4 separate regions of the Homo sapiens genome follow, and regions 2, 3 and 4 are each linked to region 1. A link is a loop called in an ENCODE intact Hi-C map of the cell type or tissue named here. Cell type or tissue: heart left ventricle. All regions are shown on one strand. Links, peaks and the distances in the headings refer to the core of each region. The heading gives the core; the rest is flanking DNA.

The links. A loop is a pair of places that touch in the nucleus more often than their neighbours do. Peaks named below come from ENCODE experiments on the same cell type or tissue, not always from the same donor. Only the 100,000 strongest peaks of a DNase experiment are listed, where the experiment ranks them.
Region 2: it touches region 1 in a loop (2.1-fold over the local background); 10 of 110 quality-filtered maps call a loop at or near these places.
Region 3: it touches region 1 in a loop (3-fold over the local background); 31 of 110 quality-filtered maps call a loop at or near these places.
Region 4: it touches region 1 in a loop (2.3-fold over the local background); 42 of 110 quality-filtered maps call a loop at or near these places.

What each region holds. Positions count from the first base shown.
Region 1 is chr2:216,696,124-216,701,714 of GRCh38, forward strand. All of the region lies in intron 1 of IGFBP-AS1 (IGFBP5 antisense RNA 1), which reads left to right. Among named protein-coding and RNA genes, the nearest start is that of IGFBP5, 3.4 kb to the left of the region's middle. RefSeq lists a silencer at 2,803-2,882. In heart left ventricle, for the core only: CTCF peaks have their summits at 776, 2,875 and 3,076; no DNase peak of the experiment used is centred there; H3K27ac peaks cover 2,457 bases.
Region 2 is chr2:216,827,098-216,832,688 of GRCh38, forward strand. No RefSeq gene overlaps it. Among named protein-coding and RNA genes, the nearest start is that of TNP1, 30 kb to the right of the region's middle. In heart left ventricle, for the core only: no CTCF peak of the experiment used is centred there; a DNase peak (open chromatin) is centred at 2,634; H3K27ac peaks cover 426 bases.
Region 3 is chr2:216,770,714-216,776,304 of GRCh38, forward strand. The region is part of intron 3 of IGFBP-AS1 (IGFBP5 antisense RNA 1); the gene reads left to right. Among named protein-coding and RNA genes, the nearest start is that of IGFBP5, 78 kb to the left of the region's middle. In heart left ventricle, for the core only: no CTCF peak of the experiment used is centred there; DNase peaks (open chromatin) are centred at 2,538, 4,098 and 4,659; H3K4me3 peaks cover 429 bases; H3K27ac peaks cover 3,057 bases.
Region 4 is chr2:216,980,071-216,985,661 of GRCh38, forward strand. No RefSeq gene overlaps it. Among named protein-coding and RNA genes, the nearest start is that of TESHL, 110 kb to the left of the region's middle. In heart left ventricle, for the core only: a CTCF peak has its summit at 2,087 (motif pointing left); no DNase peak of the experiment used is centred there.

The sequences.
Region 1 (5,591 bases), core at 171-5,170:
AAGAAAAAATTGAATTTCTCCCCTAAAAGTCTGGAGAAGAGGATTTAATCAGGGGGTTTCAGTACTCATGATGAAGAGGTGACCAGTTGCCTTCAGCTGCGTTGGCCAGGGAGGTTCTCTCTCTCTTTCTCTCTCTCTGTGTGTGTGTGTGTATGTGTGTGTGTTGTGTATCTGCAGGAATGGACATTCATACAACAGCATTATTGAGAGCAGTGAGTTGCAGAGATGGACACTTTGGAGGAAATGCTAAGTCTGAAAACCTTGCATGGTGGCCTAAAGTGTCCTTGTGTGTGGGGTTCTTAGAGGGAAGAAAGGTGGATTGGAGTGACACTTCCCTCTCTGTCACTTTGCAGAGGTATTTCTATTGGGCAGGGCCACATCCCTGGAGGGAGTGGGTGGCAGAGTAGCTGGAGGAGACCTTGTGATAGGTTGACAGGTTAGTTGGTGCTTATAGGCACATCCCAGGAATATGAGCTGACAGGGCCACAGGACCTGCTTGGAAGAGGTCCTGACCAGGAACCGAATCATGCCACTAGAACCTCTTTAATAAAATGAAAGAAAACTAAGGCCTTGAAATAGGAAGGTGGTGGTTTTAGCTTTTTCTGAAATTGACCTGAGTGAGCCATGAGCCTCACAGGCAAGTCAGAGAGAAATGACCAATGTCACTGCCCCTGCTGGGTGGACTTGGTGTGGGCTGTTACACCTTTTACATTGTGCTTCCTCCCTTGAGAAGTATTCTAACTTTCCTTTGGAGAAGGGGCTGCATTTCATGAAGTTTGCCACTAGACTGCACCCTTATCTATGATAAGAATTCTTTCTGGAGGACTGCTTTCAAGAAAATATTTTTTCTTGCTCGTTCAGTTCAGGAGCATCTCACTTTATGCCGTTAACACCCCCAGATCCTGATCTCTCTTCTCACTTATCTATTTGCCGAAAGGCACATTTTAAAACAAGGTTAACGTCTAAAGTTATGTCTTTGCCTGTATTGCCAAAGGGGGTTTAGCCACGTGGTGGCTGGGAGAGGGAGGAGCATTGTGTGTAATGATTAAAACAAAAAATAGCAGCAAGGCTCATCTTAATTTCTTCTTTTCTCAGTCTGAGGGCTTGGTAAGGTAGGAACAAATCAATATTCAAAACTTTGGTGGAAATATTTTAGAAGTGAGGGAAATCATGTGTTATTTTGTCATTTGTGTCAAGTTCAGACTACAAGAGTGGCAGCAGAATGTGTGCAGTATGTTCTCTTCCCTGCTCCTATTTCTTTCTGCACACCCTTAGCAGCTCAGCCTGCCTCAGGCACACTGGTAGCTTTTAAGATGATTGGGGGAAATTGTGGTACTCCTTCCAAAGAAACATGAGTTGCCTCGTTCCAGTCACCCTGTATTCTGAGAGAGATGGCCTCTAGTGACACCTCTTTTTGTGTAGCCGACTTCCAATGGCTGGATAATACAATATGTGAAGACAGGTAAAAGGAGGGGGGATCATTCACAGAAAAGATAAAAAGGGTAGAGAGAAGGGGGGAGGAGAATGTGGTGGGAGCCGGACCCTGGGGCAGAGCAGTACAGGGGCCATGGAGAGAGGTTACTCTGCAAGACTGTAAATGTTAAGCAGCTATTCTTTTTTTTTTTTTTTAATACTTTAAGTTCTAGGGTACATGTGCACAATGTGCAGGTTTGTTACATATGTATACATGTGCTGTGTTGGTGTGCTAAGCAGCCATTCTTTATCTCCACTTAGAAATGGGCTTAGGTTATAAGGGATTCAGACACTGGAGCTGTTGTCCAAGAGACCCTGGGATAGGCTTCCCGAGAGGGCATGAGAGAAAGAAGAATTCTCAGTAGCCTGGGATTGTCTATAGTAATTTCATCCAAAGATGGAGGACTGGCCAGATGGGTGTTGTTTCTGAGTCCATAATTAACATATGACAATGGAGTGGGAAGGTGTTGGTGTTGTTACTGCAGGATACGGGATTATGGAGGATGCCTATGAGCCTTACTTGATTCCATTTTCCCCTTCCCTCCATTCTGGAGGTCTAGATCTGTTCACAATCACCTTTAGAAAATTGCTTGTAGAAAAAAAAAATAGTTTGCATCAACCAGGGTAATTGGGAGGGGATCATTAATTCCTGCCAGATACAAATGTTCCCTTCCTAGAGACCCCCCTGTGCTGCCGGCTTGCTTTCGCTGTCATGGGCTTCCCAACTCTGGCATAGACTAGCTTCTATACCTGTCAACTGCATCTTTTTCGGGGAAGTAGTATTTAAATATCAACCACTTGTGTCCCGTTTCCCCGGAGATCACTCCTCCTCTTTCCTTTAAAAGATTAACTGCTTATCAAAGCCAGCTTTCAAGAAATGCAGCGGAGTGAAAGATTTATGATCTTTTATCTGGATAACTTTTCAAAGGATAGATAGTGTTTTTATTTTATAAAGCTTCGGATGCCTTGCCTGTGGTCATTTCCTGTGAGTTTCTAAGTGATTTTCAAGGATGATGCCTGATAACACAGTTTGGGAAAGCTAGACTTTTTAGTAGGACACAAAGTATTGTGGATTCTACTGGTTAGAATGGAAAAATGTTAGCTAAGGATCTTGTCTTCATTCTCTTTTCTGTGTCACTCTCACCACTCTCAGACAGGCTTATTTATATAATTTATTCAATTTTTAAAGACCTCATGACATTGACTTCAGTCTCTCCCAGAGGCCAACACACATCAAGAATACTAATGCTGCGGCCATGTTGTCCTGGTCCCAAACTAAGGTACAGTGATGTTCAATAAAGAAAGTGCCCCCTTGTTCAGGTCCTTCCCTAGCTCTGGGAGGTTCAGCAAGACTGAAGTCTGTGTTAAAGAGCAGCATGAGGCAACTTTGTTGTAGTGATATTGCTGAAGGCTAGGTGGCAGGATAGATACATCATTAGAAACACGCCTCCTTTCACGAAGGGAAAGAAGCAGATACTGGTAGAGGTGTTTAACAATGGGGATGGGGCAACGGGAGAAGAAAAAGCATGGATGGAAGGACAGGTACGGACACCCTGTGGGTCCACTTATAGGCCACCCCAGCATCGGCACTGCACTGTTGCCCCAATAGCACCAGGCCAGCCTGAGGTGCAAAACCCTCTGTGTCCCACCAGATGCTGTGTTCATGATTACTTTTCTTTGGAGAAAAGGTATGGCCAGGGTAGGAACTTGATGACTTTGGGTTCATCAAAGGGTGTCCTAAACCTTCTCTGAGGAATAATCAGAAGTGATCTTCAGCCACAATTCATAAAAATTCCCCCTGTTAAATTAAAAAAAGGTAATTATGGCACATTTCAAACATTCAAAGAACAGAAGATAATAGAGCATGTGCCCTCCACTCCCTACACTTATTTGACACATGTTCACTTTTTGCCGTTGTTGTTGAAGATTTTTATTTTTTTTTATTTTTGAGATGGAGTCTTGCTCTGTCTCCCAGGCTGGAGTGCAGTGGCACGGTCTTGGTTCACTGCTACCTCCACCTCCCAGGTTCAAGCGATTCTTCTGCCTCAACATCCCTAGTAGTTGGGACTACAGGTGCGCACCACTGTGCTTGGCTAATTTTTGTATTTTTAGTACAGACAGGGTTTCACCATGTTGGCCAGGCTGGTCTTGAAATCCTGACCTTGTGATCCACCCACCTTGGCCCCCCAAAGTGCTGGGATTACAGTCATGAGCCACCGCGCCCAGCTGAAGATTTTGTTAAAAGAGAAGTAGAGTGGGACAGATAACAGCTCACCTCCCATGCATGCCATCCCCGCATCCTCTTCCCTGGACAGAGGTAGTCAGTGTCCTGAAATAGCTCTGTATCCTTTCTGCACAATATTTTTCTAGGTTTTATGTGTAGTTTCTCATAGAACAGAATTATAGTGATTTTTGAGGGTAAAACCATGTGCTACTTTAGAGTTAATTTTGTAGTGGTGCTTGCAGTGGTGGCAATTTAACTAGAGTCTAAATTGACCCTGAGGCTGGCTGTTAAAGGAGCCGGAGCCAGCTGTGACGCAGAGTGATTTATATCCCGATGTGAGCCGCATATAAGTTAATAGCTGCACGAATTGATGTTAAGGAGGCTTCTGGAGCAGTTCCAGACAGATAGGGCAGAGCAGGGCAGGCTCCATAAATACTGTTTCTGGTTGGAGCCCTTCTGTCTTCTTGGATCATGGGATCTGGCATGTTCCTACAATGGACCGCTCAGAAGCTGTTTCAATTTTGGAAAATGAGATTAACCAGGAAAAGTGATCTGTTGTGACTTAGAGACAGTGTTGGTAGCACCAGATCTAGGTGGGAGAGAGATAGGGTAGGTAGAAAAAATGGAATCACATGGAAAAAGAGGAGAGAGAGAGAGAGAGTGTTAACTACTTGAAGCAGGTTTAATATGATTCATATGAACCGTGAAAAGGCCAAGTAAAATCACAGTGCATGGTTAGCAACTGAGATTTCACACAGTTTGGGAGGGAGAAGTGGTAAGAGCTAGCTTACCACTGTTAGTGCAGAGGGTAAATTTGTGTAAATTAGGAAAAGATGACCTTCCTCAAGATACTTTACTTCTATTCATCAGAATATTGTTATAAAATACAGATTCTGTTAGGACAGGAAACTTTACTGCCTCTTCCAGGAAATTGTCATAATGAATGTACCTGTCTGTGTCTGCTCTGTGAATAGCACCACTTAAACGGGGTTCTTGCTGTGTCGTACACAATCTGCACAGCTCTATGCAATGGCCCTGGTTGGAAGAGCTAAACTTCATATCTAAACTAGCAGGAAACACTGCTTTTCTACTAGTGTGGAAAGCATGGGTCCAGTGACGTGATTTGATCCGTTACTGGGGCTAAGGGATAGTCCTGAAACATTTAAAGCAGCTGCCTCTGGCCGTGTTCCCAGCTGGGTCAATCTAAACCCCTATGCCCTTCTTTCCTTAGAGAAATCAAGCTTTTCCATGCCTCCACACCTGTGCACAAACTCTTCATTCTGACAGGAACACTTTTCTTCTTCACTGCTAACTGGTGAGCTGCTAATTGTCATTAAAAACCTGGATGAAATCACATCTACTTTGGAAGATTTTGCTGACTCTCGTGTGTGATTTCCTAAGTGCATCTTGCTAGTGCCCCTGGAATCCTCTGTGTCTTCTTTAGTAAAATAGGGGGAAAATATTGTCTGCTTCAAAGGGTTGTCGTGGGACTTGAGTGAGGCAGTCCGTGTATATCTTGTTAGTGCTTAATCAATATTACCTGCTGTAGTCCCATCTTCCCCATTAAACTGAGGATCTTGAAGGGCCCCAGGTTTTATTCATCTTGGTTTTCCTCCTATCCTTACCTTTTGGACATGAGCCCTTAGTATAGTTTCTAGCACAGAAGGCACTTAATACATTATTTTTAACTGAAAAACATTGAGTGTGGTGGCTCTTGCCTATTATCTCAGCACTTTGAGAAGCCGAGGTGGGGAGATCACCTGAGGCCAGGAGTTCAAGACCAGCCTAGGCAACATGGTAAAACCCTGTCTCTACAAAAAATACAAAAATTAGCTGGGCATGGTAGCCCACGCCTGTAGTCCCAGCTGCTCAGGAGGCTGGGGTGGGATGATCA
Region 2 (5,591 bases), core at 415-5,414, 130 kb after region 1:
TGGCCCATCCCCCTCCAGCCTGGAGTGCAGGCATTTGTGCAGGGCATGGGTCTCTGACACTGCGAGCCAGTTGTCTCTGCCCCATGGCTCTGATCAGATCCAGGCACTTGGGGTTCTGTGCTTCTCTGCTTTTCTCTTTTTAGGCGGTACTTGGCTGACCTCCCAGGGGGTATAGCTGGCTTCTTCTCTAAGCCACTTGTTCTTGCTGTTAAGAAATGACTAAGCAGATTCTCCATCTCCTGGTAGCCAGCTGCCAGCCTGCGAGACTTGATGCTTTTCTGAAAGAGGGCCCTTCTTTTGCTCTGTGTTCAGAGAAAGCACGAAGCAGACATCACCATCATTGCCTCCTTTGCAATGGCCTGACTCACCTCCTCTTGGTGTGTGGCTCTAGGCTGACCCCCACAAGGAAGAGGGAGGCAGAAATTGGTATGATTACTACCCTCAGGACTCAGCGTCCAAGTCCTGCTGGATATTAGAGAATGACTGGTTGAGAATATTCAGATGGTGACCTAATCATACCGGCACCATTTTTACTGACAGATTGCTAAGTGCCAGGCAGCATGCTAACCTCCCTAGGTACCTTAGCTCATTTGATTCTTGCAATCACCTTGTGAGGTAAGTACTGTGACTTTATAGGTGAGGAAATGGAGGCAAAGGAAAGTTGAGGAACTTGCCCAAGGTCATATGGCTCAGCAGCGGCGGCTGCATAGAAGCACAGGACCCTGTTTTCAATATGCTTGCCTGTCTTGTCCAGGGTGCTTCTACACAGTGCTGCACAGGCAGCTCCTAAAGCTGCGTGCAGCAGGAGCACAAAGAAAACCCCAAGTAATTCTTCCGAGGGTCTCTGCCGCCACCTCCTTAGTTTACTTCAGGAAGACCTCTGCCAAGTTCAGTGTGAAATTAACAAATTTAATGTGAAAAACTGGTTTAGAAGTGAAATGGATTGTGGACTACTGGGTATAAATAAAACTAGAAAGAACTTTGCAGAATCATTTATACGTTGACATTTATTGCAAATCATCAGGAGAGTGGTGTATCAAACTGTCATTCCTAAGTTTAATTGACCAGGGAATATGTTTTTTTTTCCCCTTAGGAGTATCTTAGGGGCTAGAGTTCCAAGAACACTCTTCAGAAATTGCTGAACTGTGCAGATATACCCACTGACCTATAAAGATGCCTTGGGCATTCCTCTTTCTATTCCTTTGCCCACCCCACTTTCTCCATCTGGAATCCATCCTCTGTCTGTCCATAGATCCGTCCATCCATCCAGTAAACATCTACTGTGTTCCAGGCACTATACAAGGTGCTTTCTCCTAAGTCATCTTGTTAATTTTTGCCACAGCCCCATTCCATAGATAAAGAGGTGATAGAGACAGGAGACAGACAAGGGTCCCTGGCGAAAACCCACCTAAAACCTAAAACAATCCTGAAGGCTGAAAAACCGGACTGCTGGTCCTGGATGAAGTCCACCCTTTCCTGATTGGTTCTGTCTGAATAATGCGCACCAAAGGAAGCAGGTGGAGCAGGGAGGAGGAGTCTGGCCTCTTCAGTTCCTATGTAGTGGCCTGGGATTCAGTCTGCAAGGTGCGGGCCTGCTAGCAGGACTCTCTCGCTTTGCTGAGAGTTCCTCTTTCCTTTTTCCTTTTTCACCCAATAAACCCTTCCTCGCATCTCACCCTACAATGTGTCCGTGAGCCTAAATTTTCCGAGTAGTGTGAAAAGAACCTGTTTTTTTTTCCTGCAACAGAGGCAACATATCAGCAGACCACAAAGCTGGACAGTGAAAGGGCTGGGATTAGAATCCAAATTTCCCAATCCGGATTCCAGATTGTTTTTTCTTCTATTCTTCAGTTTTTTGTCCTGTAGTTGCTTATTCATATTTTCTCAATTTGTCAAAATCCTAACTCAAACTTCGTTTCCTTCAGAAATTCATGTTTCCCTTTCTTCCTATGTGCTATGCACAGAGAAACTTCTCCGTCTTCTAAACCCCCTCCAGACCATCTCTATCCAGATTTGGCACCCACTTCATCAGGTTCCCGGTTAAGAAGTGAGTGTGTGTGTGTGGGTGTCTTGGATCTCCAGTGGTGTGTAAGCCAAGCACTTGGCACACATCATCTTTACTTGACACATCAGCCTTGTGGGAGAGGTACCATTACACTCATTTTGTAGATGACAGAACTGATGCACGACGAGGTTCAGGCACTTGCCCAACATCACCAAGCAAGTCAGTGATGAAGCTAGGATTTGAGCCTCAGTCTTCTGGCCCCAGAATCCACATTCCTTCCACTATTCTATGCTGAACCCCTTGTTGAGCCCCTAGTTTCATAGCTGAGAAACTGAGGCCCATGGAAGGACAGTGGCTAGCCCCGAATCCCACAGCTGTGAATAGCCGTGCTAATACCACGTGCAAAGGCTCACATCCGGGAACCTTTCTTCTCCAGCAGGCTGCCTCCCCAGGTCTAATGCAGGTCCCAGCTATTGCTGCCAGTTGGTTCCTGTTACCTGGATGCCATGGAAATTGTACCTTGTAGCTCTTGATACAGCAGGAGCCTGGTGGCTGCTCCCTGGGGGAGAGCCAAGGAAGGTCAGAGTACTAGCCTGCAAACCCAGCACCTAAAATATACCAGGCAGCAACCCCAGTGGAAACCAGGCAGCAAGCCAAGAGCATGACATAACCTTCCCACAGCTCAGGGCTGGAGTCGGCTTCCAGCTCCAAGGTTCCCTGGGTACAGCGCCTAACAGAGCACACGTGCACTTCAGGGCTGCGACTTCTTCCTTTTATTTTAAAGAAAATGAGTTTCTTTTACTCTGGTTCTAGAATTGAGGGCTGGCAGGAATTGAGGGAGCTAAGAGCCAGGAGACCCTTGGACCATGGTGGGGAAGGGGCAAGGAATAGGCTTCAGATTGCTGGTTTCCCAATTTGAATGTTCATCTGGACACTGGAAGAGCTTTCAAAAGTGATCCAGGTTTCATTCCAGACCTACAGAATCAGAATCCCTGGGGACAGGGCCTGGGAATCGGTATTTGAACATGTTCTCCAGGTGAGTCTCTTCTGGTTCAGGTTTGTGAACTACCTTCCCAAATATGCCTCTTCATGGCTATCTCCATTTGCTGGTAGTCCACCAGATCTCCATCTCCCATCCTCAACTCACACTTAGTACACTTTTTTTTTCACCTGTGAAATTTAAATTCTATATTGTCCATTTCCATAGCTTTGAGGGTTGGTGTGATAACAGCACTTAATGGGGGTTTCTGTTATTTTTTTTTTAAAACAGCAGATTTTAGGTTTTCTCTTTAAATGGAAGTTTAGGAGGGGTCTGTTCTGACAGAGGAATAAGTTCCCTGAGAATTCACTTTTGAAAAATTTGGTTGTTTTAGAAGTCTGTCTCTGAGGCCCTTAGTATCCAAAGGAGTCCGTGAAAGTCAGAGGTTGCCATGGGAATGGCAGCTGCCAGGAGACAGGCTATTGTGTTTAGATTCTTGTATTAATAACACCCTCCCCAGCAGCCAGAAATACCTGTTGAAAGAGGAGAGGTTCTTTTCTTCTTATTCAAGAAGAGTTTGGAAAGTTACTTTCCTCTGCCTTGAAGAGGGTCAGGGGTTTGTGGTTAGGTGTACAAGTGACTGTTTTTTCTCCTCTTGCCCAAGGTGAAGCAAGAGAACTCAGTTGGAACCTTGGATCCTCCTAGCTGATCAGAAGACTAGAGAGGAAAAACAAACTTAGATGACTCCTCCTCCAGCATATCTAAGGGGGACAAAAGCCATACTGGCCATGGGGAGACCCTGGATGAGTGTTGATACCAAGCTGACCTGAATTCCAGGCTCAAGTTGTAGATGTGTGTTCTCCCCTGGGGAGGAGTTACTTACAAGGATTCTGGGGAGGTTGTTAGCAGCCTACTTTCCACTTCAGTGGAAAGAGCATTGGATTCCATGCATCTCCTAGCTGCATGACAGGGAAAGAAAAGGAAAAAGAGGAGAGGACTAGTTTTAGTTGAATATTATACGTACCACAAGTTAGATGTTGTGTTAGGTGCAGGGAAATAAAAATCACTAAGGCAGAATTTGTACTTGCAAGGAGTTCTCTGTCTCGAGGCAAGCATGGAATCAGAAATGGCAAGTGGTAGTCATTTTGTTTGCTGACTGGATTGCTGTGATGAGTGTTTTCTGCGGGGAGGAAGGGATGGATGTCATTTGGTATGTCTGGATCTAAATAAACAATACCATGATTTCCACTGCTCAGGAGAGTTGTGTGTGGTGCCCTGTGGATGGTGCAGGTGAGACGTCCAAAGACAGCATCGCTCACACTGCTCAGGACGGATGAGGTACTGAAGGAGGCCAGATTGGAGGAGCCAGCCTGGGCAGGGCTGTGGCTGTTTCAGGGCAAGGTAAGGGGTCCTTCTGTGAACTCAGAGAAGTTTCCTGTTTTGTGTCCTTTCCCAAAGCCCTGGTATAGTGCCGGCCATTAGGAACATTATAAAGTGCACCCAGTTTTTCTTGGTGGAAGTTCCCCTTTTTGTGTCCTTTACCCTTTTAAAAATATGTCTTCCCTTGTTTCTCCTTATCCTTGATCACGTCCCTTTTTTCAGGGAGAGAAATTGTCAAAAAATTTATACTACTAAGAGTAATTTAAACCACCCTAGAAAGGCTTCTATTTAAAAGAAAGAGCCATGAGGTGATGGATATGTTAATTAGCTTGATTTAATGACTCCACATTGTATTAATAAATCATAACACTACTTTGTGCCCATAAATAGATACAATTACAAATTGTCAATTTGCAATAAAATAAAAATAAATAAAAATGAAAAAAGGAAGAGCTGAGAGAACAATGCTTAACTCCAAACAGTTAACGCTGGGGATCTAGACCACATGTACCTAACTGGGGAGATTCTTTAGGCCAGGGGTTGGAAAACTCTTACTGTAAATGGCTAGATAACAAATACATTCAGCTTTGTGGGTGATGCAGTCTCTATTGCAACTAGTCAGCTCTGTTGCTGTTCTTCAAAAGCAGCCACAGAAAATACCAATAAGTGAATGGGAGTGGTTGTGTTCCAATAAACCTTTATTTATAGATACCAAAATTAGAATTTCATGTATTTCATGTGTCATAAAATATTATTTTTCTTTGCATTTTTTCCAGCCATTAAAAATGTGAAAAGGATTCTTAGCTCACGGACTGTACAAAAACAGAATTCTATGGGCCAGTTTGCTAACCTTTGCCTTCCTATCACCTCTCCTATCACATTCTAAGATGAGCGGTGCTGTGGGATGAGGTCACTCTGCCTAGAGATTCTTTTGTATGGCCTAGTAGTTTATCTACTTTTTTTTTTTGAGATGGGGTCTTGCTCTGTCATCCAGGCTGGAGTGCCATGAGTGGTGTGATCTTGGTTCAGTGCAGCCTCTTCTTCCCAGGTTCAAGTGATTCTCCCACCTTAGCCTCCCTAGTGGCTGGGATTACAGGCACCCAGCATCATGCCCAGCTACTTTTTTTTTGTTGTTGTTTTGTGTTTTTGTAGAGACAGGGTTTCACCATGTTGGCCAGGCTGGTCTTGAACCCCTGACCTCAGGTGATCCACCTCCCTCGGCCTCCC
Region 3 (5,591 bases), core at 302-5,301, 75 kb after region 1:
AGGTCCCCCCACCCTGTCCTTTCCCTCTTTATAAGTGGTCTGACATGTGAGGGTGAGGAAGGAGTTGGCCTGATTGAGTATATAGTTTTTAACAAATTCAAATGTAAACTTTTGGTGGTTCCTATTTTTTATTTACTAAGCAGAAAGAAAGTGGTATCTGCTCATTCCTGGCATTGAAAACAAGGTTGACTCACCCTCTCACTATATGGTGGCTGGCACACTAAAGCCAACCACAATCATGGGTTTCAGCAATTGCCTTACATTGTTCCTCATTTTTGCCATTCATTAATCCATCAGTTTTTCCATGCACCCATCTATCCACTCGTCCACCTACCTATCCACCAACCTATCCATGTATCCATCCATCTGTTCATCCATCTATCCACCCGCCCCACCCATCCTTTCATCCACCTGGTCATTCATCTACCTGCCTATTAGTTTATTTTACATAAAAACATATATCTGTGACTTTTTTTTTTTTTTTTTAAAGACAGAGTCTCACTCTGTTGCCCAGGCTGGAGTGCAGTGGTATGATCATGGCTCACTGCAGCCTCAACCTCCCAGGCTCAAGCGATCCCCCAACCTCAGCCTCCCAAATAGCTAGGATTATAGGAGTGCACCACAATGCCTGGCCAGGCATAACATAACGTTATGCTTTGCAACTTTGGAAGCACATATGTGACAGGGTCATGATGAGCAAACACCACAAAACACAGGTTAAAAACCACTTCCCTTACTTCCTTCCTTGTTTCCTTCCTTCTTTCCTTCCTTCCTTCTTTCCTTCCTTCCTTCCTGTCTGTCTTGCTTTGTCTCCCAGGCTGAAGTGTAGTGGGGGTGACCTCGGTTCACTGCATGCTTTGCCTCCCAGGTTCAACCGTTTCTGTGGCCTCAGCCTCCCAAGTAGCTGGGACTACAGGTGTGTGCCACCACACCTGGCTAACTTTTGTATTTTTAGTACAGATGGTTTCAACGTGTTGGCCAGGCTGGTCTTGAACTCCTGACCTCAAGTGATCTGCCTGCCTCAGCCTCCCAAAGTGCTGGGATTACAGGTGTGAGCCACCATGCCCAGACGCTGGCTAATTTTTATATTTTTTGTAGAGACAGGGTTTCGCTATGTTGGTCAGGCTGGTCTCAAACTCCTGAGCTCAAGGGATCCTCCCACTTCAGCCTCCCAAAGTGCTGGGATTACAGGCGTGAGCCACTGAGACTGGCCAAAATTTTATACAACATAGCAAAGCTTATAGTGACAAGCAACTTTCTCTTTTCCTGCTCATCCTTATCTCCCCAGTTCCTCTTTCCAGTTTGTAGGGTATGCGTCCACAAATACTCTTTGCATGAGAAGTATTCTATGTAAATCCTTGTTTTTTATTTATTTTTCTAAAGTGGTATCATAAAATGTGTACTGTTACCTTGCTGTTTTTCATTTAACAATATGTCTTGGGTATTTCCCCACATCTCTCAAGCCACTTTTCTTGGTTGGGTGTGGAGGCTCACATCTGTAATCCTAGCACTTTGGTTTGAGCCCAGGAATTTGAAACCAACCTGGGCAACATAGTGAGACTCCTGTCTCTATAAAAATTAAAAAATTAGCCAGGCATGGTGGCATGTGCCTGTACTCACAGCTATTCGGGAGGCTGAGGTGGGAGGATCACTTCAGCCCAGGAGGTTGAGACCTCCTGGGTTGAGACTGCAGTGAGCCTTGATCACACCACTGCACTCTAGCCTGGACAACACAGTGAGACCCTATATCAAACACACACACACACGCACACACACACACACACACACACACAACTTTTCTTTTTCCTTCCCCTGGCACTTCTTTCTTTGATCTCCACACTGAACTCCACATTCAACCTCTACCTGTGACTTCTTCATTTTTGGCAATTTATCTGAACAACAGCAACAATGACGTAGCAAACATATAGCATTCTACATATATAAACCTGTTTAATCCATGCAACAAAATTATAAGGTAGATAATATTATCCCCACTTTATGAAAGAGGAGACTGAGGCATAGTGAGGTCCCAGCAGAGAGGTGAGCAGTAGAGGGGGATGTCAAACAGGCAGTTCAGCTCTGGAGCCCAGCAGCTCAGCCTCTATGGTGTTTGTCTTCATTTGCTTTTTGATTTCAATATTCTATAGACTTGCAGCTGAGGGGCTCCTGCTTCTGGGCTGTGCTCCACCCCCCATCCCTGTTGCGGGTGATGAAATTCAGATAATCTGAGGATGACAGAGGCAGCCCATAATCCTGGAGGAGCCTCCCACCATTCCATGTAATCCAACCTTCCTGGGTTATATATTACCGGGGAAAACCTGGGCCACAGAAAGCCCCTGACCATGATTTCTGTGTGCTGGCTGGTGTATCTTTGGGAACTCTATCCAGTCTTCCATCTAGTTTCTCGCTGATAGGCTTGGGAACCTCTTTAGAATGCCTCATGTATGCGACACAAATTAGTTCTCTTGACCATCTCCCCTGAAAGCCATTCGCTTCTAGCCGCCTGTCTTGGCTCCCTGCCAGTGTGCCTCTGACTTTGCAAATGCTGCAAGAGGCAGCTATGTTCCCAACGGCTGCCCAAATGGGATGCCACCACGGGCGCCTGCCTGCTCTGTGGTGGTAGGAGATAAGGATACTTTCAGAGCTCTGAGCAAAGTGCTTGGAGAGGGCCCTCCGAGATGGGAGAGAGGCTTTTGGATTTGGGCATTGGGGACTGCTCATGAAGGGAAGCCTTTGATCTGGAGCATGTCAGGTGGTGAGGGCAGGGGGCAGGGGTGGGGTGAGCAGAGGCTATTCTGGGCAAGGAGAACCTCATTGGTGAGACACACAAAGAGATTTGAGACTGAACTGTGTTCAGTACGAAGCCCCAAACTCAGCTGGAGCTGACCCTAGATTGCCTTCGATTCAAATCCTACCTGAATATACAGGGCCCAGGAGAAACTCTGCCTCCTTTCTCTCCAGCCATTCTGGCTGTCAGCAGCATTTATCATGCAAAAAAAAGCAACAACTATTTGTTGAGGCCAGCTGTTTGCCAGCACTGTTCTCCATCTGGCGTGGATTGAGATACTTTCTCTCCATACTTTCTGGGTTCATTGAAGTTGGGTGAGATGGAGATGGGACAGGACCCTCCAAGCCTCCTGATTGAGCCTTTAAGCCTCCCTCTCCCCTTGTCCCAGGCTGGGAAGGTTTTCCTCATTTTTTAGCATCCAGTGAGTGACTGGTAGCCATGGCCAGATATGGCCTGGAGCTGGTTTTCCAGGGCCCACTTTAGATTAGGTGCTTGGCAATGATGGGGCAGAGCATGAAGGTGAGAAGGAGTTGGGTCTCTGTGCCTGGTAGCATCAGAATCTCTTCTATCTCAAGGTCCTGAGAGGTATGTGGATACTTGTGGATGCATTGGTGGCCAAGTTCATTGGTGGCCAAAAAGAAAAAAAATAAATAATCAAAGACCATACAGAGAAACTAGAACATTAAAACAACTTCTCCAGAAAGACGGGCAAGATGAAGGTGAGACTAAACAGAGACCTTGATACCTTGAGATCCAGCCTCAGGTTCTCGTGGTCACACGCTGTTGCTTCTTGGACTCTGAGATCTCTGGATGCCACTCTTGGAATTCTTGGAGAGGATCTGGGACTCTCCCCACATTGGGGAGGAGGCAGACTCACAGGATTTTAGTCTATGTGACATGTAACTAGATTGGCAACAAAGGAAACCACATCATAGCCACACAGAGGAGGGAATGCAGCCACGGAGCTGGAATTGCCTGCCTCGGGGGTGATGGTTGGAGTCCCTCAATATTTGACAAGAGTCTATCTTTATTTTCCGAAAAGAAGCAGAGTAGAAATGAAAAAGAATCATTCAAAGGATGACGAGTTGAGTGTTTGGAGGGGCAGTTACAGTTTCCACCCCTTAAACACTGGGAAAACAACAAGAGTCGCAGCAACCCTAGAGATTCCGGAGAGTTCTGGACTGCACTGGAAGTGCATGGAAGCTGAGTGGGAGGGGGAGGAAAGTGATGCCTAAAAATACTCCATGAGGGAGGGCTTATGAGGTCATCTCCCCAGGATACTCTGTCTACCCTGGCCAGACTCTGACCGCAGCCCCAGGGCCAGCTCTGAGTACAGTCATCTGAATAGGGCAGGAGCTTAGGAACGGGTGTTGATGGATGGGCAGCTTGAGAGGGACAAGGGGAACCTGGAGAGGATTCAGAGAAGGGACCCAGAGGTGATGAAATGGCTGGAAACTAGAGCTCGGTGGCCAGGTCAAGGGACTGGGACTGGCTCTACCTGGAGAAGAGAGGGAGGTTTGAGTGAGGGGTTAGGGAAGAGCCCTGCCCCCCGGTGCTCAGGCCCTGGCTCTTCTCTGGCCTTGCTGAGGATGGAATTAGGGTCACAGTGCAGCTTTGCTCTTGAGGATGGACTGAGTTCCTGGAGCTTTAGAAACCCTATAGCAAGGGGGAGCTACGTTTTCAGATTATCAGCACGATCACCCCCTTCTGTAATTGAGAGTGACTAACACTTACAGCCATTGCAGCTCACAGATCCCTAAAGCCCTTGTGGCCTGGAAGAATGACTCATGAATGGTGTTTCAGACAGCTGGCCTGGCTGGGGGTGGACACAGGTTTGAACAGTTGGGACACATGCCTGGTACGCATCAATCACTCTCAGTCTGTTGCCCAGGCTACAGGGCAGTGGTGCGATCACAGCTCACTGCAGCCTTGAACTCTTGAGCTCAAGTAATCCTCCCAACTCAGGCTCTGAGTAGCTGGGATTCCAGGTGTGAGCGATTGCGCCCAGTCTGAAGCCCCTCATTTTTACACTGGACCCATGAAAGGAGGACTGGAATGAGGTTGGAGTGGGTGGGTATAGACTTTCTCAGGAGGAAGAAACTAACTCATACTTCTGCGGCACCTTCCGTGTGCCAAGAACTTTACGTGGGTAGCCTCATTTAATTTTTACAATAATCCTGTCGGGGAAGGAAGAGACAAACTGTTCTTTCCATTTTACAGATTAGGAGATCAAGCAAAAAGAGATTAAGCTTGTACCCAAACTCACCTAGTTACAATTGGAGTGGTACAGTTGAGACCTGACCAGGCAGGTCTAATTCCAGAGCCCACTTGCAGTTGATGAGGGAAATCTAGAGACATAGTCAGATTTTTCATCTGGCCCCAGAACTCTTCAGACAAAGGTGCCCAGGAGCACATCCTTAGGTCAAGCTCACCTTCTGACTCTCAGAGTCCACATCTAAATTTAGAGAAGGCCAGTTCAGAGATTCTCCAGTACCCCTCCCATGTCTTAGCTTTGGAGGGTCCAACTTGGAGCATCCCTGAGGTTTCCCTAGGTGGAGAGAAAAGCTATGTGGGGGAGGAGAGATGCAGTTTACGTGTCTCAAAGTGGTGAAAGAGATACAATCCCCAAGCTTGGATTTGCAATTGGTGTCTGGTTGCCTTGGCCTGGAATCTGAACCTGAACTGTTTTCCATGGGCAAATTAGCTAAACAATCCAGCCCACAAAGGGAGCAGCTCTGATATGTCGGTGAACAAGCTCAGAGAGGTGGGGGGCCGTGGGGGTGCACAGAGTTGACAGCGGAGG
Region 4 (5,591 bases), core at 173-5,172, 280 kb after region 1:
GTGGTCTGAGAGACTGTTTGTTATGATTTCCTTTCTTTTGCATTTGCTGAGGAGTGTTTTACTTCCAATAATGTGGTCGATTTTAGAGTAAGTGTTATGTGGTGCTGAGAAGAATGTACATTCTGTTGATTTGGGATGGAGGGTTCTGTAGATGTCTATTAGGTCTGCTTGGTCCAGAGCTGGATTCAAGTCCTGAATATCCTTGTTAATTTTCTGTCTCACTGATAAGTCTAATATTGACAGTTGGGTGTTAAAGTCTCCCACTATTATTTTGTGGGAGTGTAAGTCTCTTTGTAGGTCTCCAAGAACTTGCTTTATGAATCTGTGTGCTCCTGTATTGGGTGCATATATATTTAGCATAGTTAGCTCTTCTTGTTGCATTGATCCCTTTACCATTATGTAATGCCCTTCTTTGTCTTTTTTTATCTTTGTTGCTTTAAAGTCTGTTTTATCAGAGACTAGGATTGCAACCCCTGCTTTTTCCATTTGCTTGGTAAATCTTCCTCCATCCCTTTATTTTGAGCATATGTGTCTTTGCACATGAGATGGATCTTCTGAATACAGCACACTGATGGGTCTTGACTCTTTATCCAGTTTTCCAGTCTGTGCCTTTTAATTGGGGCATTTAGCCCATTTACATTTAAGGTTAATATTGTTATGTGTGAATTTGATCCTGTCATTATGATGCTAGCTAGTTATTTTGCCCATTAGTTGAGGCAGTTTCTTCGTAGTATCAATGGTCTTTACATTTGAGTTTGTTTTTGCAGTGGCTGGTACTGGTTTTTCCTTTCCATAGTTAGTGCTTCCTTCAGGAGCTCTTGTAAGGTAGGCCTGGTGGTGACAAAATCCCTCAGCATTTTCTTGTCTCTAAAGGATTTTATTTCTCCTTCACTTATAAAGCTTACTTTGGCTGGATATGAAATTCTGGGTTGAAAATTATTTTCTTTAACAATGTTGAATACTGGCCTCCACTCCCTTCTGGCTTGTATGGTTTCTGCAGAGAGATCCAATGTTAGTCTGATGGGCTTCCCTTTGTGGGTAACCCGACCTTTCTCTGGCTGCCCTTAACATTTTTTCCTTTATTTCAACCTGGGTGAATCTGACGATTATGTGTCTTGGGGTTGCTCTTCCCAAGGAGTATCTTTGTGGTGTTCTCTGTATTTCCTGAATTTGAATGTTGGCCTGTCTTGCTAGGTTGTGGAAGTTCTGGATAATATCCTGATGTGTGTTTTCCAACTTGGTTCCATTTTCCCTGTCACTTTCAGGTACACCAATCAAACATAGGTTTGGTCTTTTAACATAGTCCCATATTTCTTGGAGGCTTTGTTCGTTCATTTTCATTCCTTTTTCTCTAATCTTATCTTTATGCTTTATTTCATTAAGTTGATCTTCAATCTCTGATATCTTTTCTTCCACTTGATTGATTTGGCTATTGATGTATGTGTATGCTTCACAAAGTTCTTGTGCTGTGTTTTCCAGCTCCATCAGGTCATTTATATTCTTCTCTAAGCTGGTTATTCTAGTTAGCAATTCCTCTAACCTTTTATCAAGGTTCTTCGCTTCCTTTCATTGGGTTAGAACATGCTGCTTTAGCTTGAAGGAGTTTGTTATTACCCACCTTCTGAAGCCTACTTATGTCAGTTCATCAAACTCATTCTCCATCCAGTTTTGTTCCCTTGCTGGAGAGGAGTTGTGATCCTTTGGAGTAGAAGAGGCATTCTGGTTTTTTGAATTTTCAGCCTTTTTGCACTGGTTTTTCCTCATCTTGCTGGATTTATCTACCTTTGGTCTTTGCTGTTGGTGACCTTCGGATAGAGTTTTTCATCCTTATTGTTGATATTGATGCTATTGCTTTCTGTTTGTTAGTTTTCCTTCTAACAGTCAGACCCCTCTTCTACAGGTCTGCTGGAGTTTGCTGGGGGTCTATTCCAGACGCTGTTGGCCTGGATATCACCAACGGATGCTGCAGAACAGCAAAGATTGCTGCCTGCTCCTTCCTCTGGAAGCTTTGTCCCAGAAGGGCTCCTGCCAAATGCCAGCCGGAGCTCTCCCGTAAGAGGTGTCTGTCGACCCCTGCTGGGAGGTGTCTCCCCATCAGGAGGCACAGGGATCAGGGACCCACTTGAGGAAGCAGTCTGCCCCTTAGCAGAGCTTGAGTGCTGTGTTGAGAGATCTGCTGCTCTCTTCAGAGCTGCCAGGCAGGAACACTTACGTCTGCTGAAGCTGTGCCCACAGCCGCCCCTTCCCCAAGGTGCTCTGTCACAGGGATATGGGAGTTTTATCTATAAGCCCCTGACTGGGGCTGCTGCCTTTCTTTCAGAGATGCCCTGCCCAGAGACGAGGAATCTAGAGAGGCAGTCTGACTACAGTGGCTTTGCAGTGCTGTGGTGGGCTCCGCCCAGTCTGAACTTCCCAGTGACTTTGTTTACACTGTGAGGGGAAAACTGCCTACTCAAGCCTCAGTAATGGCGGACGTCCCTCTCCCCAGCAAGCTGGAGCATCCCAGGTCCACTTCAGACTGCTGTGCTGGCATTTCAAGCCAGTGGATCTTAGCTTGCTGGGCTCCCTGGGAGTGGGATCCACTGAGCCAGACCCTTTGGTTTCCTGGCTTCAGCCCTCTTTCCAGGGGAGTGAACAGTTCTGTCTCACTGGCGTTCCAGGCACCACTGGGGTATGAAAAAAATCTCCTGCAGCTAGCTTGGTGTCTGCCCAAACGGTCACCCAGTTTTGTGCTTGAAATCCAGGGCCCTGGTGGCATAGGCACCCTAGGGAATCTCCTGGTCTGTGGGTTGTGAAGACCATGGGCAAAGCATAGTATCTGGGCTGGATAGTACCATCCCTCATGGCAGGGTCCCTCATGGCTTCCCTTGGCTAAGGGAGGGAGTTCCCTGATCCCTTGCACTTCCCAAGTGAGGCGATGCCCGATCTTGCTTCTGCCCGCCCTCCATGGGCTGCACCCACTGTCTAACCAGTCCCAATAAGATGAACTGGGTACCTCAGTTGGAAATGCAGAAATCACCCACCTTCTGCATTGATCTCTCTGGGAGCTGCAGACTGGAGCTGTTCCTATTTGGCCATCTTGCCTGGGAATCCCATCTTTTTATTATTATTATTATTATTATTATTATTATTATTATTTTTAAGAGAACTTTTGACTGCTGGATCTATAGGTTCATAAGTTCTTTTGATTTCTCCCTTTACTAGCCTCTTCTCTTCATTCTCCTGTTACTCTTACCTCATCTGTCTTTTGTTTTTTCTTTAATGTTTAGTTTCTAAGAATTAAAAAATTTTTTTTCTATTTCTCCTCTTGGGCAATCTGCTAAATTGCCAGCTTAGAGGAACTCAGCTTCTCTCATGGGTGCTGATGCATACTCTCACCCTGGTCACTCCTTTGTAGCCTAACTTGCTCATGCAGTTCAAATTGATGGAGCTAGAGTTGAGAAAGAGATTTGAAAAGGGGAGAGGGCATGCAGGGAAAATGACACCTTGAAGGAAACACTGGAAAATGCCGTGAAGTTTCTGAAACTCAACAACTGGCCCTGGCCAAGACCAACAGCAGAAAGGGTGGGAATGAGAAGGGGAAGAACGGGAAAATCCAAGCAGGTAGCCTTGGGCCGCGTAGAGTAAAAGCACAGAGATGACAACCCAGAAAAACTGGGGAAAAAAAACCAGGACACACAAAAAGGCCTGACAAACTGGGACAGGGAATTGAAATGTGGGGGAGAACTAGGCAGACATTGTGGTATTTGGTTAAGTTCTTTATCTATGGTATTGGCTCAGTGAACTTTTCTGAAGCTTATAGTGTTGGGTTTCTGGATGTGTCCTACTGAGCAAGTCCTGAAAAATTCTCATAATCAAGTCCACCAAGCCCTTGGCTTTCAGCTCCATATTTCTAGAATGGAGGATTTTAATTCATTGCATCTTTTAAGTTTCCCAAAGAAGAATGCTTAGTTCAGGGGTCTTACTGTTTCCCTGAAGTCCCCAGGAAATGGTAGACTTCCCCATGTGGCCTAGATTAGAGCTGACTGGGTTCCCCAGGAGGCATAGCTGATCTGGAATGAGAAATGATGAGAGCAAAATTCTAAAGGCCATGTTTTTCTGCTGAAATTCCCTCCATCCTTTTCAGCACTTCATCTTCTCCTGTTTAGTATCAACAGGCCTACTCTCCTTCATTACTCCAAAAACTTGGGACCTCACTCTCCCTCTTCACTCTGATTAAGTATATTTCCATTAACACCAAGTGGAAACCATTTTCCAGATAATATAAACTCTCTGAAGGATTCACATCAGTTGTCTCCACCCCTATGTGGTCTATAGATAATAATAATTCACCTAGGAACTCCTGGATACCAAGAGGATCCAGGGTCCAGATCCTCTAGATAAATGGATCTGGTAAATGAATTTGTAGTGGAGAGCAAATCTAGCCAAGGGTCAGCTGCACAGAGAGACACATTTAGGTGAAGACACTTTGGCTTGATAGTATGTCATCAAAATTGTTCTTGAAAATTCCTTACAAAGACAGCATTTTTGAAGACCATTACTTTGAGAGTTTCAACTAAAGGAACAGTGAGCTGCTTCAATTTTAGAGAAAAGCTAGTCATCTGAACTTACTGAAATATGTTATGTCAGTCTGAGTTTGGGATCACATGGAGCAAAACAATATCTTGGCCAAAAATACTCACAGTTTGAAAGGCAAGCAGTTTTGAGCTGACTGAAGGAAATGCAGATTCCCACCTCACGTACCCCAAGCTGCACGTTACTTCCTCAAACAATGGGCAGTTACTTCTCCTTGCTGAAAATATATACCAATATATATATAAGTTAAAAGTGAGCTTGAGGCTAGGTGTGGTGTCTAACATCTATAATCCTAGCACTTTGAGAGGCTGAGGCAGGAGAATCACTTGAGGCTGGGAGTTGGAGACCAGCCTGGGCAACACAGTGAGACTCTGTCTCTACAAAAATAAAAATAATTAGCTTGGCATGGTGGCATGTAGTCCTAGCTAGTCAGGAGGCATTGGCAGAGGATTGCTTGTGCCCAGGAGTTCAAGGCTGCAGTGAACTATGATTGCACCATGCAGTGAACTATGATTGCACCACTGCACTCCAGCCTGGGAGATGGAGTGAGACCCAGTCTCAAAAAAAAAAAAAGAAAAAAGAGCTTGAGAAACTCTTCTCTGTTGACGTGAGCTCCTTGGCTGGTATGCAGTTGGAAGAAAAGGTTAGAATCACTCTTTCCTAAGCACCACCGAAAAAGTCAGAGCCAGCCCAGAATTGGGAGGACCAATATTTACCCCAGGCCCTCTCCTCTTCCAGAGAAGCACACAAGCTTAAGATGAAGAGAGTGGTCCTGGAGATTCAAAAAAAAAAAAAAAATCTCACTTTGTGTTTTTGAGGAATTTATTTTTTAAATTTTTAATTTTTTTTACCATTCACCTGAATTTTACTAAAATTAGAGTTTCCAAAGTGAGTCACTGCTGCTTTCTACTATGGCCCTAGTCCTTGGCCTGGGCCCCCCAACAGAAAAAACTGGGTGGGCCAGAGAATGGTGTGGCAGAGGGGAAGGTGGGAGCTGCAGCTGGAGAAACAGAGCC